2 separate regions of the Homo sapiens genome follow, and region 2 is linked to region 1. Evidence: chromatin contacts called from ENCODE Hi-C or POLR2A ChIA-PET data. All regions are on one chromosome and are shown on one strand. The core of a region is the stretch at or near the end of the contact, and the rest is flanking DNA. Distances in the headings are between cores, read along the strand shown. Region 1 overlaps DENND5B (DENN domain containing 5B). Region 2 overlaps LOC124902913 (a long non-coding RNA gene).

Region 1 (7,962 bases), core at 2,781-5,280:
GCTTTTGGAAAAGTTCTAGATATTAACTATGTATTATTTGTTGTAGGCGAAAATTTTGACCAGAGTCCTTTGAGAAGAACATTCAAATCCAAAGTTCTCGCCCACTATCCTCAGAATATAGAATGGAACCCTTTTGATCAAGATGCGGTGAACATGGTATGTGTTTTTTTTCCCCTCATTTACTCTTTAGCCTTGTTTTCACTTTATTAATATGAAGGTAGTGACTGTATTTTGAATGTCTACCTTATTTCATTTCATTTATTCTTTAAGTGATTTTATAAGAAATGTGAGGCCGGGTGTGGTGGCTCACACCTGTAATCCCAGCACTTTGGGAGGCCGAGGCAGGTGGATCACCTGAGGTCAGTTTAAGACCAGCCTGACCAACATAGTGAAACCCCGTCTCTACTAAAAATACAAAAATTGGCCAGGTGTGGTGGCACATGCCTGTAATCCCAGCTACTCGGGAGGCTGAGGCAGGAGAATCACTTGAACCCAGGAGGCGGAGGTTGTGGTGAGCCGTGATCACGCCACTGCACTCCAGCCTGGGCAACAGAGCGAGACTCTGTCTCAAAAAAAGAAAAAAAAAGAAATGTGATACTCTCCTCATTTTAAAGATCTGGAAGCAGAAGCTCAGAGAAGCAAGTTACTTGCCCAGGGTTTCCATAGTTAATAAGTTTATACAATAGATCCTAAAAGCCCATTTTAGTTTCCTACTATTAAACTGTGTTGTGCATTTGTATTAATATGTAGAAGCTTTGATAAACAGTGATATTACTTTATTGGCCTGAGAGGAGCCTGATGGAAAGAGCCTGATTACAGTTCTCATGTTTCAAGGAATATTGTATGGTAGGCCTATAATTTGTCATTTTTACAGACAGTGTAAAGATGAAAAGCAACTTAATTGCGTTATTTAGGTACAGTAGAAATCTGAATTTGTATTATTGTTACCGGTGGATGGAGTCCAGCTTCTTGGTGTCTGGAACAAAAAATTGGACAAAACATACAAACAAAGCAAGGAAAGAATGAAGCGACAAAAGCAGAGATTTATTAAAAATGAAGGTACAATCCACAGGGTGGGAGCAGGCCCGAGCAAGCAGCTCAAGAGCCCATTATAGAATTTTCTGAGGTTTAAATACCCTCTAGAGGTTTTCCATTGGTTACTTAGTGTACACTCTATGTAAATGAAGTAATGGCCCACGATCAGTCTGTTTGGTTGTGGGAGGATATCAATCAGAAGCTGAAGCAAAGTTACACCCTACACAAACATACAACCAATCAGAGGCTGAAGTGAAGTTACAAAGTTACACTCCTATGCAAATGAAGACTTGGCCCACGACCATCCTGATTGGTTGTGGGAAGGAAACAATCAGAGGTACTTTCAGTTTTTAGTCTGTCATGCAGAAAAAGGGTAGGGGGAAGGTACAAAGGGAGTAGCCACTGGTCCTTTTGCTACTTGGGCATGGAAAGTTGGGGTTTTCCTTTTGATTTAGTTCTAGAAAGTCAGCATGAATCGGCCTTAGGTTCCCTGCCTCCAGACCCTGTTCTCCTGCCTCATAATGAGTTACCAGTGCTGATTAAATGTCTCTTTTATCCCTGCATGATGTTGTGCATCTATAAGCCCAGCTACTCAGGAGGTTGAGGCAGTGTGACTGCTTGAGCCCAGGAGTTTGAGACCAGAATGGGCACCATAGCAAGACCCTGTCTCAAAATAGGTAGGTAGGTAGGTAGGTAGGTAGGTAGGTAGAGGTAGGTAGGTAGGTAGGTGGATGGATGGATGGATGGATAGATAGATAGATAGATAGATAGATAGATAGATAGATAGATAGAAGATAGAGAGATAGTCAACCTTGAGAGGGTCTTAGAAATAAAGTAGGTCATAGTTTTCAGATTATTTAGGAAGGGCTCTTCTTAGAAGCCTGAATAATATTTGAGATGTTCATAAACTCTATGATTATATAATTCAGGGGGCCCCAAAGTAAGGAGGTAGCAGGCATGATAGATATAGAAATGAATTGGGTATATACGTAAGAATGGGAAAAAAATAAAAAAGATACAGAAATGATTAAAGGTGAACTGAGACACAGTGATAGCCATTGCTATTTTTGAGTTGTTTTGTTTGGTTTTTGTTTTTGTTTTTGAGATAGTCTCGCTCTGTCACCCAGGCTGGAGTGCAGTGGCACAATCTTGGCTCACTGCAACCTCCACCTCCTGGGTTCAGGCAATCCTCCTGCCTCAGCCTCCCGAGTAGCTGAGATTACAGGCGCACACCACTATGCCCAGCTAATCTTTTGTATTTTTAGTAGAGACAGGGTTTCACCATATTGGCCAGGCTGGTGTTGAACTCCTGACCTCAAGTGATCTGCCCTCCTTCAGCCTCCCAGAATGCTGGTATTATGAGCACATCCCACCACACCTGGCTCATTTTTGCATTTTTAGTAGAGATGGGGTTTTGCTATGTTGGCCAGGCTGGTCTTGTACTCCTGACCTCTAGTGATCCACCCGCCTCAGCCTCCCAAAGTGCTGGGATTACAGGCGTTAGCCACTGCACCCGGCCTCTTTTTTAGTATTTTAAAGATATTGTTAAAAGACTCCATTATAACCTGATAATCTAACAGAAGGAAATTAATATTCACTAGATGCCTGCTAGAGTACTTTATGTATGTTATTTTCACATACATGTTTACATGTACCCAGTGAGAATTCTTATATTTTCAAAGGTTAAGTAATTTGCCCAAAGTTAGGCAGTAAGACTCAGAAATTAAATCCAGATCATTTTTACTCTCTAGCTCACTTTTTTTCTCAACTGCCTTGCTGCCTTCCCAAAAGAAAAACTGTGTAACTGAGTTTTGATCTACACTGGAAATGTTATGGGTCACACTGGACCCTTTGTGATATTTTTGTATCACAGTAAACTCTTTCCAGCCTGGGCTCGCTCTAGGGAGGGGATAGCATGGTGCTATTTGTAAGGACAAATGCCTAAAGCACTTGGCACTTTGACTTTGATTCCTTACAGAGTACAATGTGGTTATTTTCCTAAACTGTTATACAATACTAAAATAATCAGAGATGCCATTTTGCTGGAAGTTAATATTGTAGATGCCTAGCGTCATCTTTGGTGAAGACTCTACTATAGATATTATGTAGAACACAACTGTTAGTTATCTTTATAAGACTTGGAAGAGTCCAGACAAGCATCTGACTAAAATAGTTGAACAGCAGTGACAAAAAAATAACTTATGAGCTGCTTATGCAGCAAATTAATAGAAAGGCATTTAGGAAAAGAGTGTTTAAATCAAGCAGTGGAAAACTGGATAAGAATATGAATAGATCACAATACTTAATCTTCTTAAATTAGTAAGATATTTCAAAATATAACTTATTCTGTGAGAAATCAGAATGGTATTCAAAGTGAGGTTCTAGCCTAAGCAACATAGGGAGGCCCTGTCTCTACAAATTAAAAAAGAAATAGCTGGGTGTGGTGGCACCATGCCTGTGGTCCCAGCTACTCTGGAGGCTGAGGTGGGAGGATCACTGGGGCCTGGGTACAAGTACGTTCTTACTATATGAATCCACAGTCATTTGGAACAAAATGCCACCCTTCATGTGTTTTCTTTCTTTTAATCATTTGAATGAATTAATAGTGAGATATCCATGATAGCTTTTGCCTCTATCTGCAAAACATTAATCTTTAAAGTAATTATCAGCTTCCTTGATCTTTGATATTTTCTTTACTCCTTGCCCCTGAGGTTATTTTATGTAAGCAGCAAAAGTTTCCCCCTGAAGAATAATCGCAAAGGCTGTGTTTTGATGGTTAAGCACCACATAGCATTTTTTTTATTGCTGCAAATCTAAAAGGATTTGCTTGTACTCCTGGAAAATCTCTGAAAAGCATCCCATTAAAGTAGTTTGCATTCGGGTCACAGATTTACTGCCTTTAATTTCCTCTTTGATTTACTAGTAAGTGCGTTTGTATGAAGCTGTAATTTATTCCCACCTAAAGATATAAAGCTTTGTCTTGCCTTTAGCAAAATTCCACCGCAGTGAGTCATCACCTTCTGTAATATTAGTCATTCCTCTAACAACAGTAGTGCTTTGAATAAAAGGTCATTAATTTCATACATAAATTAAGTACCCAAAGCAGTGAACTTTGTTAAATAAAATGTTTAATGTGTATGAGTACAGTGCAAATAAAATAGAAAATAAATACAAGTGACAGGTGAAATAATTCCTGAATTAGTTTTTTTTCCTCAGTTGCTGATCAGAGATTTTTATGAAAAAAAGTAAATATCACAGAACAGAAAGAACAATACAATAAACAGTCAATGTATGTATTAATCACCTAGAACTAACATATGTCAACATTGACATGTTTGCTTCAGAGCTCTACATTTCCTTTCCTTTCCCTTTCCCTTCCTCCCTTTCTTTGCTTTCTTTTCTTTCTTTCCCTTGTTTCCACAGTCTCACTCTGTCTCCCAGATTGGAGTGCAGTACATTTAATTAAATTAATTAATTTATTTGAGACAGTCTCACTCTGTCACCCTGGCAGTTCAGTGGTGCAATCTTGGCTTACTTACAACCTCTGCCTCCGGTGTTCAAGTGATTCTCATGCTTCAGCCTCTTGAGTAGCTGGGATTATAGTCGCGCACCATCACGCCTGGCTAATTTTTGTATTTATGGTAGAGACGGGGTCTCCCTATGTTGGCCAGGCTGGTCTCAAACTCCTGGCCTCAAGTGATCTGCCCGCCTCGACCTCTGTGAGCCACTGTGCCTGGTCTGCATTTCATTTTAAATGAAATAAAGCATTGCAAACAGAGCTGAAGGTCCCCCACCCCACTTTCACATCTCTTTGAGGTAATCTGCTTATTGGCATCCATGACTATGTAATATTCTAGTTGATAGATCTTATCTTTAAGCCTGTGTTGTACCTAAGAATTCATAGGAAGAAAACATGGTCAATAACTTTTAAGCAAACTGTATGAAAATATAAGGATTCTATTTTTTATGTCTGTCCTAATGAAACATCATAAATATATTTTAGGTAACAAAAGAGTAATAACTATTATAAAGCTCTTACTTTATAATTTGCTGTTAACTTTGATTACAAAGAAGGATATAGTGGAATGAAGAGCAAAGAGTAAACGGTGAAAGGTTGGCTGAAGAAACCTATTCAGATGCTTATCTTGTAAGAGTAAAAGGAAAAAGGGCTATATATACTTTTTGTAGACTTAGCAATTACTTGAATTTGAAATGGATAATCCCAAATTACATTCATAGGTTTGACATTAGAATGAAGATAAGCCCTCATTTTGAGCCAAGTTTAGGTTCAAGCTCACAATAAAATTTTTTTTTTTTCTTGAGACAGGTTCTGACTCTGTCATCCAGACTGGAGTGCACTGGTGCAATCTTGGCTCACTGCAGCCTTGACCTCCCATGCTCTAGCGATCCTCCACCTCAGCCCCCCAAGTAGCTGAGACTACAGGTGTGCACCACCACGCCTGGCTAATTTTTGTACTTTTTGAGGAGACGGGGTTTGGCTATGTTGCTTAGGCTACTCTCGAACTCCTGGACTCAAGCAATCTGCCCACCTCGGCCTCTCAGAGTGCTAGGATTACAGGTGTGATCCACGATGCCTAGCCATATCTCACAGTAAAATTATAGGAATGGGGCTTTCATTGCTGGAGGACCATTGCTGGAAGACCCTTTTGCCCCCGCCACCCCCATCCTCTCGCCCGTTTCCTTAACATTGCAGCTAGAATATTTCACTGGCATCTCAAATGCAACATATCCAAAACTGAATTCATTATTCGTCCCACCAGTCTTTTGTCAGTGAATGGTACAACCATCCACCTACTTGCCAAGTCCAACAATGTACACATCACCCTGAAAGTTCTCACTTACTCACCCTCTCCCATATATAATCAGTTATCTGTCTACTTCTCTCTGTTCCGTATACTCACCTTGGTCCAAACCATCAAGATCTCTTACCTGGACTCCTGCAGTAACCTGTCCATTTCATTCCTCATACTATAGCTTCTGCTTCTGCTGTTCCTTCTCTCTGGAAGGCTCTTCCACCTCTCCTTCACCTAGTGAATTCTTACTATTCCTTCAGACTTCACTGTAAACATTTATATAGAGAAGCTGCTCCTGACCATCACCTTCCACCGTCTTCCCAGCACTCAGGTCACCTTAGGTTCTCTTAGTACCTTGTATACCTTTTTGTAGCACCTATCTCAGTTGCAGTTAACCAATTACTTAGCTAGTAGTCAACTGTGTATCTCGTGCTTAATGTAAGCACCATGAGAACAGGAGCAGTGTCTCTTATTCATTGTTATATCCCTAGCTTTGCGCATAGTAGATGTTCAAATTGTTGAATAAATGAAGTGATACTTGCTTACAATACTTCTCTTCCCTGTCCTTGACTAGGTGTGACCTCCACTGCAAAACCATCTCTTAAGCAGGAGTAGTTACTCTGTCTTTTCTTATGATATCTCGAACAGAGTCCGTAGCAACACTGATCACATTTTTTTGGTAACTGCTGGTTTCTGTGTCTGTCTTTCCTACTAGACTGTGAACTCCCTAAAGGAAAGGATTATTTTTATCTTTGTCTTTTGAGTTACCAAGATCTAATGCAAAACATGGGACAAAATAAGTGTTTATGGAAGGAGGGAGAGAAGAGGGGAGGGAGGGAGGGAGACATTCTGAGAAATGTGTTGTTAGGTGATTTTATTGTGCAAACATCATAGAGTGTATATACACATACACAGACCTAGGTGATATAGCCTACTATACTTCTAAGTTATATGGTATAACGTATTGCTCCAGCCGTTGTCCTATAGGCAGTCCATTGTTGACCAGAGTGTGGTTATACAGTATATGATTGTATTTGCATAATGAGGGAGAGGCCATGGAAGTCATAGAACTACAAGATGTGGAAAAAGGAATTTTAAAATTCTAGCCAAACTGCCTGAAACGGTCTAGAGAAATATAAGAACATTTGCTGACTCAAACTGGGAAAGTTACACACTTGTCATTATAAGCCTGCTTTGGCTAAAGTAATCTGGTTACTAGTAGTAGTCTGATCATCAGTGACACCTCTAATTTTTAGTTGTTTTATTGTGGGATGGTGAGGGGGTATTGTTAGTAGATAGCAAAGTTAAGGGTTAATTAGAAATGTTTAATACCGTGATAAACAAATCTTGATTTATATTTCAGGTTTTCTGAGATTTCTTGTAGTTCCTGACAGTTTAACAATTCTGATGAAACTCAGGTTTTCTGAGAAAGTATCTTGTAGTTCCTGATATAAAACAGTACTGTATATCTTTTAAAAATGGAAAAATAATAGCATTTTGCAGTTCATGTTTCCCGATTAGATATATAGTTCTTACTTTTTTTGATTTGTTGGAAGAGCATTTAGGAAAAATTCTTACATCTGTTGTCTGTAGCATAGAAAGCCATTCTTCACTTTGAGTACAACTTTTGGCAAGCTTTTTCTGTAAATGTTTGAATGTGCGCTCAAGAAAGCTACAAACCCTTAAGGGAATATTTGGCAGCTGTTCAACAGCAGTTGAGCTATGATTTTGTGATTTAGGATGACAGGAACGCCTATCAATTAAATTAAATCTTTATGTTGACTTTGGTGGTCACTATGTTTCTGTATTGCCTACTTGATGGAAAAAGAATTACAAGCTGAAGTCCAGGCACTGTGGCTCACACTGTAATCCCAGCACTTTGGGAAGCTGAGGCGAGTGGATCACTTGAGACCAGAAGTTCAAGACCAGCCTGGCCAACATGGTGAAACCTCGTCTCTACTAAAAGTACAAAAAAAAAAAAAAAATAGCCGGGTATGCACGCCTATAATCGCACACACTTGTAATCCCAGCTACTTGGGAGGCTGAGGCAGGAGAATTGCTTGAACTCAGGAGGTGGAGGTTGCAGTAAGCTGACATCACACCACTGCATACC
Region 2 (7,962 bases), core at 3,278-5,777, 140 kb before region 1:
CAATTTATAATAACGAGTATTACAATACCAAGCATGCTGAAAAGAAATGCTTTCCAAGTACTGGATAGCTAACAAACCAGGCCATTATGGGGCCTTGAGACAGAGAATTAATGCTGTAATGTGAGTTTCCAAGGAACTCATAGCCTGGGATACATTATGGGAATACTCAGGAATATAAATACAACATTCAGTTTTGATCAGGGCAAAAATTCCCCCTTGGGCTGCAGTTAAAATGTCTAAAGCCATACAGTTTTGTAGAGCCATTTGTCTTATTTGGTAAGTCTCTTCTGTCAGAAGGGTGATAGCCTGGTAAGTATTTTTTTTTTTTTGAGACGGAGTCTCGCTCTGTTCCCCAGGCTGGAGTGCAGTGGTGTGGTCTCAGCCCACTGCAAGCTCTGCCTCCCAGGTTCACACCATTCTCCTGCCTCAGCCTCCCGAGTAGCTGGGACTACAGGCGCCCGCCACCATGCCTGGCTAATTTTTTGTATTTTTAGTAGAGACGGGGTTTCACCATGTTAGCCAGGATGGTCTTGATCTCCTGACCTCGTGATCCGCCCACCTCGGCCTCCCAAAGTGCTGGGATTACAGGCGTGAGCCACCGCTGCTGGCCCTGATGAGTATTATTGAAAGCTACAGTGGGCTGAGCCTGGTGGCTCACACCTATAATCCCAGCACTTTGGGAGGTTGAGGCAGGTGGATCACTTGAGTTCAGGAGTTAGAGACCAGCCTGGCCAACGTGGTGAAAACCTGTCTCTACTAAAAAAACAAAAATTGGCTAGGTGTGGTGGCGCACGCTTGTTGTTCCAGCGACTCAGGAGGCTAAGGCTAACCTGGGAGGTGGAGTTTGCAGTGAGCCGAGATGGCACCACTGCTTTTCAACCTGGGTGACAGAGCGAGACTCCCTCTCAAAAATAAATAAATAAAAGCTGCAGCTGTGTGTTTTGCCAGGGCTTCTACTTGTAATTCAACATCTATAGCCACTGCTTGAGGAGAGAAGACAGCCATAGAATAAAATCACCAAGAAGCCCACTTTTTCTGTCTATGACGGGCTGTCACTGTTTCCCAATTGGTGGGGAGGGAATCTAGATGTGTAAGGACACCTGGGAGATAAGGACAGTCTCAAGTGTATTGTCCAGTCCAACTGTAAGGTGGATATGGTCAACTGTGAGACTCACATGCTCATAACCATCCCCAAGGAGAGGAATGGGCACCCAATCTTAGAGATGTATTTTGCTGTCCTATCCACATCTGATCAGTTAAGGGGAGGGTTTGATTGCGTTGGTTGGGTGGCAGCCATCCATGTTATATATTTCAGCCTGGAGGCTGCTGTTTTCATGCCTCTCAAGGCATAAAGGTACTTTGCTTACTACTTGAATTTGGGTAGCCATTAACCAACTAAACTCATTATATATGGTGTAGCCTAAAGTAGGGATGTTATTGGGAGGCCAAGGCAGGTGGATCACCTGAGGTCGGGAGTTTGAGACAAGCCGGACCAACATGGAGAAACCCCGTCTCTACTAAAAATACAAAATTACCCAGGCGTGGTGGCACATGCCTGTAATCCCAGCTACTCAGGAGGCTGAGGCAGGAGAATCACTTGAACCGGGGAGGCAGAGGTTGCAGTGAGCCGAGATCACGCCACTGTACTCCAGCCTGGGCAACAAGAGCGAAACTCCATCTCAAAAAAAAAAAAAAAGTAGGGATGTTAATCATTTGTTTGTGGATTAACTGAAAAAGGCATTTCTTAGCTTCAGTGTAGAAAGAAAAGGAATAGTGACTGGTATCCCTTTGGTGCATTGGAGAAGGAAGATACTCATTTCTTTTTTGTGTGTGTGGTTTTTTTTTTTTGGAGACGGAGTCTGTCTCTGTCCCCCAGACTGGGGTGCAGTGGCGCGTAATCTCGGCTCACTTCAAATTCCACCTCCCGGGTTCAAGGGATTCTCCTGCCTCAGCATTCCGAGTAGCTGGGATTACAGGCACGTGCCATCACGCCCGGCTAATTTTTGTATTTTTAGTAGAGACGGGGTTTCCTCATGTTGGTAAGGCTGGTCTCAAACGCCTGGCCTCATGATCCGCCTGCCTCAGCCTCTCAAAGTGCTGGGATTACAGGCATGAGCCACCGCGCCCAGCTAAGGTGTGTTATTTCTTACAGACTACTTATAGAAGTGGCTCCAAAGGCTTAAATCAGCCTATTGAATATGCCAAAATAAGCCTGAGGTCGATGAAAGAGGTAACTCATGGCTTACCGAACAATTTGGTTTTGCAGGGGGAGAGAGTTTGTGCCCAATCTGCAAACAAATTAGTTTCAACTCTATAGCAAAACAAGCTTAATATTAAGGCCGGGCGTGGTGGCTCACGCCTGTAATCCCAGCACTTTGGGAGGCCGAGACGGGCAGATCACGAGGTCAGCAGATCGAGACCATCCTGGCTAACATGGTGAAACCCCGTCTCTACTAAAAATACAAAAAAAAAAAAAAAAAAAATTAGCCGGGTGTGGTGGCAGGCGCCTGTAGTCCCAGCTACTCGGGAGACTGAGGCAGGAGAATGGCGTGAACCCGGGAGGCGGAGCTTGCAGTGAGCTAAGATTGCGCCGCTGCACTCCAGCCTCGGCGACAGAGAGAGACTCCGTCTCAAAAAACGAAAAACAAAAAAAAAAACAGTAACTTCATTTTGTGAGTGGTACCCATTCACTGGATGGCTTTTTCTTGAAAAGAAGCTTTTTTTTTTTTTTTTTTTTTTTAAGATGGAGTCTCACTCCTGTTTCCTAGGCTGGAGTGCAGTGGTGCGATCTCAGCTCACTGCAACCTCCGCCTCCCAGGTTCAAGTGATTCTCCTGCCTCAGCTTCCTGAGTAGCTGGGATTACAGGCGCCCGCCACCACACCTGGCTAATTTTTGTATTTTTAGTAGAGACAGGGTTTCACCATGTTGGCCAGGTTGGTCTCTAATTCCTAACCTCAGGTGATCCGCCCCCTTCGGCCTCCCAAAGTGCTGGGATTACAGGTGTGAGCCACTGCGCCTGGCCTGAAGAGAAGCTGTTGATCCTTTATTGGCTCACAGGAGTGTTCCAGAACAGCGGCCCCTGTGTGAGATGCCTGTGGCATGTAGCTCCAGGAGAGACAGGTTTAATTCCGGATAAGTGTACCCAACTGCATACTGATATTCACAAAGTGCCTTTTGTACCTGTCGAAAATTAATATATTTTTGCAATTGGTGGCTGTTTTCATGTATTAGAAAATCTGCAGTCAAGAAAGGCCTGCTGCCCCGGCACAGTGGCTCACGCCTGTAATCCTAGCACTCTGGGAGGCTGAGATGGGTGGATCACCTGAGGTCAGAAGTTCAAGACCAGCCTGGCCAACATAGTGAAACCCTGTCTCTACTAAAAATACAAAAATTAGCTGGGCATGGTGGCACAGGCCTGTAGTCCCAGCTATTCAGGAGGCTGAGGCAGGAGAATCACTTGAACCTGAGAGGCAGAGGTTGCAGTGAGCCGAGATTGCACCACTGAGCTCCAGCTGGGGCGACAGAGTGAGACTCTGTCTAAGAAAAAAAAAAAAGGAAGAGAAGAAAGAAAGAAAGAAAGAGAAAGAAAAAAGAAAGAGAGGAAGGAGGGAGGGAAGGAAAGAAATATTTGAAAATTGTGAAATGAAATTAAACATTTGATTATCCATTTTAATTCTCTGGAAATGGAAATCCCCATAACATGTAAACTCACATAGAGTATATAAATCCAACTTTTTCACTTGATTTTCAGAAATACTGTGCATATGTGCAAAAGTAAAGGCATGGTCTGGCCGGGCACGGTGGCCCATGCCTGTAATCCCAGCACTTTGGGAGGCAGAGGCGGGTGGATCACTTGAAGTCTGGAGTTCAAGACCAGCCTGGCCAATATGGTGAAACCTCGTCTCTACCAAAAATACAAAAATTAGCCGGGCTTGATGGTGGGCGCCTGTAGTCCTACCTACTCCGGAGGCTGAGGCAGGAGAATTGCTTGAACCTCGGAGACGGAGGTTGCAGTGAGCCGAAATCGCCACTGCACTCCAGCCTGGGCGACAGAGCAAGACTCTGTCTCAACCAGCCAACCAACCAACCAACTAACCAACCAACCAACCAACCAACCAAAGAATAAAGGCATGGCTGGCACAAAGCCAGGAAGCACGCCTGGCCGGGTGGCTCCCCACATTGGCCACCAGGGGGCACCATCATCTCATAACTGTCTGGCTCTGGGACCTACACATGCGAGAGAGGAATTTTTTAGTGCGGTTTGAGAAGGAATAAGCAACCTGCTGTTTAATGTGTTCATTCAATGGGTCTTTTACAAATTGCTATTTGTAACCTAGAGCGTGCCAGTTATTTAGGATATAATTAGGTTTTTGCTGTTTCACTAACATACCTCACATACCTCGTATAAATGCTTTTTTTTTTTTTAACACACCTCTATACTAAAGAGGAAAATGCTTTTAAATGTAATCTTGAGGTTAATTGACTCTCACTTCTCCTTTCTCTGAAGGGCCTGCAGAACTCTTTCAGTTCTGACGTGGCCCCAGTAGTTTTTTGGTTTTATTTTTTTGAGATAGGGACTCTCTCACCCAGGCTGGGGTACAGTGGCACGATCATAGCTCACTGCAGCCTCTGCCTCCCAGGCTCAAGTGATCCTCCCTCCTCAGCCTCTTGAGTAGCTGGGGCTAAAGGCATGCGCCATCACGCCCAGCTAAGCTTTGTTTGTTTGTTTTTTGTTTGTTTGTTTGTTTGTTTGTTTTAGAGACAGGGTTTCACTATGTAGCCCAGGCTGATCTTGAACTTCTGAGCTCAAGCAATCGGTCCACCTTGGCCTCTCGAAGTGCTGGGATTACAGGCGTGAGCCACCTGGTCGTTTTTTGTTTTTTTTTTTTTTGAGATAGAGTCTCACCCTGTCGCCCAGGCTGGGGTGCAATGGTGAGATCTCGTCTGACTACAATCTCTACCTACTGGGTTCAAATGATTCTCCTGCCTCAGCCTCCCGAGTAGCTGGGATTACAGGTGCCTGCCACCATGCCCAGCTATTTTTTTTGTATTTTTAGTACAGACGGGGTTTCACCATGTTGGCCAGGCTGGTCTTGAACTCCTGACCTCGTGATCCGCCCGCCTCAGCCTCCCAAAGTGCTGGGATTACGGCGTGAGCCACCACGCCTGGTTACCACCTAGTAGTTTTTATCTGGTGACATCTCATCTCTTTGAAATCTGAAACACCAAATCTAAGTAAGAATCTGACTTTAGATTTTGATGTCTTTAAATTAGATAAACTAGCTGGACGCGGTAGTTCAAGCCTATGATCGCAGCACTTTGGGAGGCCAAAGTGAGAGGATCGCTTGAGTCCAGGAGTTCAAGACCAGCATGGGCAACATGACAAAACCCCTCTCAATAAATAAAATAAAAATAAAAGAATACAAATAAATAACTAAATTAGGTAAACTGTTGCACTTAATATTTATCTGAGCCAGTGGTGTTTATGTCAAGATGGGGTCAGATTCTAGACTAAATCAAACTCTCAGACAAGAAAATGGCCTCTTGCCCTGTCATGCTCTCTGTCATGTTATGCTGCGGTAAGAAGGCCCTCACCAGATGCAGCCCAACAGCTGTGGACTTTCAAACCTCCAGAACTGTAAGAAATACGTTTATTTTTAAAATAAATTTAAAAGGCTGGGCATGGTGGCTCATGCCTGTAATCCCAGCACTTTGGGAGGCCGAGGTGGGTGGATCACCTGAGGTTAGGAGTTTGAGACCAGCCTGGCCAACATGGTGAAGCCCCATCTCTACTAAAAATACAAAAATCAGCCAGGCGGGGTGGCACGAAGCCTGTAATCCCAGCTACTCGGGAGGCTGAGGCAGGAGAATCGCTTGAACCTGGGAGGCAGAGGTTGAAGTGAGCCAAGATTGTGCCGTTGCACTCCAGCCTAGGCGACAGCAAGACTTTGTTTTTTTGTTTTTTGTTTTTCAAAAAAAGAAAGAAAGAAATCTCCAGCATGGGGAACATTATGAAACCCTGTCTACAAAAACTGCAGGAAAAAAAAAATCACTGAACATGGTAGTGGGCACCTGTAGTCCCAGCTACTCGGGAGGCACAAGAGGATCATTTGAGCCAGGAAGGCAGAGGTTGCAGTGAGCTAAGATTGCACCATTGCACTCCAGCCTGGGCAACAGAGTGAGACCCACCCTGTCTCCAAAAAAAGAAAGGAAAAGAAAGGAAAGGAAAAGGAAAAAGAAAAAAAAAGGAAAGCAAAGGAAAGGAATCTCATGTCAAATAATCATAGTAGAAGTTAAAGTACATAACAATGGCATCTATTTTCATTGCCATGTTACTGCAGAGAGTAGTTTTTGGTGGTCATTGCATTTTTTTTTTTTTTGAGACATGGTCTCACTCTGTCACCCAAGCTGGAGTGTAGTGGCGTGATCTCTGCTCCCTATGGTCTCCACCTCCCTCCCACTTCAGCCTCCAAAGTAACTGGCATTATAGGCGCACATCAGCATGCCTAGCTAATTTTTGTATTTTTTGTAGAGATGGGGTTTTGCCATGTTGCCCAGGCTGGTCTGGAACTCCTGAGCTCAAGCAATCTGCTGGTCTTGGCCTCCTAAAGTGCTGAAGTGCTGGGATTACAGGTGTGAGCCACCACACCCGGCCTGATTATTGTCTTTAGTCTGCTGTAGTCATACTACGTAGAATTGAGTTTCCACTTCATATATTTATTATGCATTCATGTGACCAAAGAAGTTCCAGATATGTGCTGCTATCATTATTTCATCTGGGCCACAGTCTTGAATTGTTACATAGCACATTGTTACATGCCTCTAGAAATAATAAAAGAATGTTACAACAAAAATAAACTTTTTGTTTTCTTTTTATTGAGACAGAGTCTCGCTCTGTCGTGAAGGCTGCAGTGCAGTGGCGTGATCTCGGCTCACTGCCAAACTCTGCCGCCCAGGTTCAAGCAATTCTCATGCCTCAGCCTCCCAAGTAGCTGGGATTACAGGTGCCTGCCACCATGCCTGACTAATTTTTTTGTATTTTTAATAGAGACGGAGTTTCACCATGTTGGCCAGGCTGTTCTCGAACTCCTGATCTCAGGTGATCCACCTGCCTTGGCCTCCCAAAGTGCTGGGATTACAGGCGTGAGCCACCGTGCCCGGCCAAAAATAAACTTTTAAAGTTAAAATTAACAAGGAAGAATAAATTCTCGCATCCCATTGCACAGTAGGGTGGCTGTAGCCAACAATAAGGTATTGTATATCTCAAAATAGCTAGAGGAGAGGATTTTGTATGTTCCCACCACAAAAAAAAATTAATCTTTGAGGTGGTGAGTGTACTAGTTACCCTGATTTTGTCATTACGCAATATATACATGTATCAAAACATCACATTGTACCCTATAAATATGTACAATTATTACATTTGAATTAAAAATAAAAATTTTTAAAAACCACTGTACTACTTGCTATGGACTGAATTGTGTTCCTTCAAAATTTCTCTGTTGAAGCCCTAATCTCCGGTGTGATGGTATGTGTTTTTGATTTTGTTTTGAGATGGAATTTTGCTCTGTTGCCCAGGCTGGAGTGCAGTGGCACGATCTTGGCTCACTGCAGCCTCCACCTCCCAGGTTCAAGCAATTCTCCTACCTCAGCCTCCTGAGTAGCTGGGATTACAGGCGCCTGCCACCATGCCTGGCTAATTTTCGTGTTTTTAATAGAGATGGGGTTTCACCATGCTGGCCAGGCTGGTCTCAAACTCCTGACCTCAAGTGATCTGCCCTCCTTGGCCTCCCAAAGTGCTAGGATTACAGGTCTGAACAGCCACGCCCGGCCTCTTTTTTTTCGACTTTAAAGTTCTGGGGTACATGTGCAGGATGTGCAGGTTTGTTACATAGGTAAATGTGTGCCATGTTGCTTTCCTGCACAGATCATCCCATCACCTAGGTATGAAGCCCAGCATC

What was found. Hi-C counts contacts between places; a loop is a spot of excess contacts on that map. ChIA-PET counts read pairs that join two places held with the same protein, here RNA polymerase II (POLR2A). Pooled maps may share reads with other maps.
Region 2: a map of endothelial cell of umbilical vein shows a loop between it and region 1 (5-fold over the local background). The contact joins two enhancer-like sites. A Hi-C loop is called at or near these places in 4 of 168 maps with a recorded cell type or tissue (B cell, Calu3, K562 and 1 more), 4 of 37 single-sample maps with no recorded cell type and 10 of 50 pooled maps. POLR2A ChIA-PET finds 5 or more read pairs at or near these places in 4 of 52 experiments (IMR-90, OCI-LY7, Panc1 and 1 more).

Annotation. Positions count from the first base shown.
Region 1 is chr12:31,488,004-31,495,965 of GRCh38, reverse strand. DENND5B (DENN domain containing 5B) reads left to right here. Exons shown (of 21, transcript NM_144973.4): 2 at 47-156. Among named protein-coding and RNA genes, the nearest start is that of DENND5B-AS1, 98 kb to the left of the region's middle. Within about 2 kb of position 4,030, at least 5 of the 41 ENCODE cell types and tissues checked have a DNase peak (open chromatin) inside an H3K27ac peak, as active enhancers do.
Region 2 is chr12:31,633,061-31,641,022 of GRCh38, reverse strand. The region is part of intron 1 of LOC124902913 (a long non-coding RNA gene); the gene reads left to right. Among named protein-coding and RNA genes, the nearest start is that of ETFBKMT, 23 kb to the left of the region's middle. Within about 2 kb of position 4,527, at least 4 of the 41 ENCODE cell types and tissues checked have a DNase peak (open chromatin) inside an H3K27ac peak, as active enhancers do.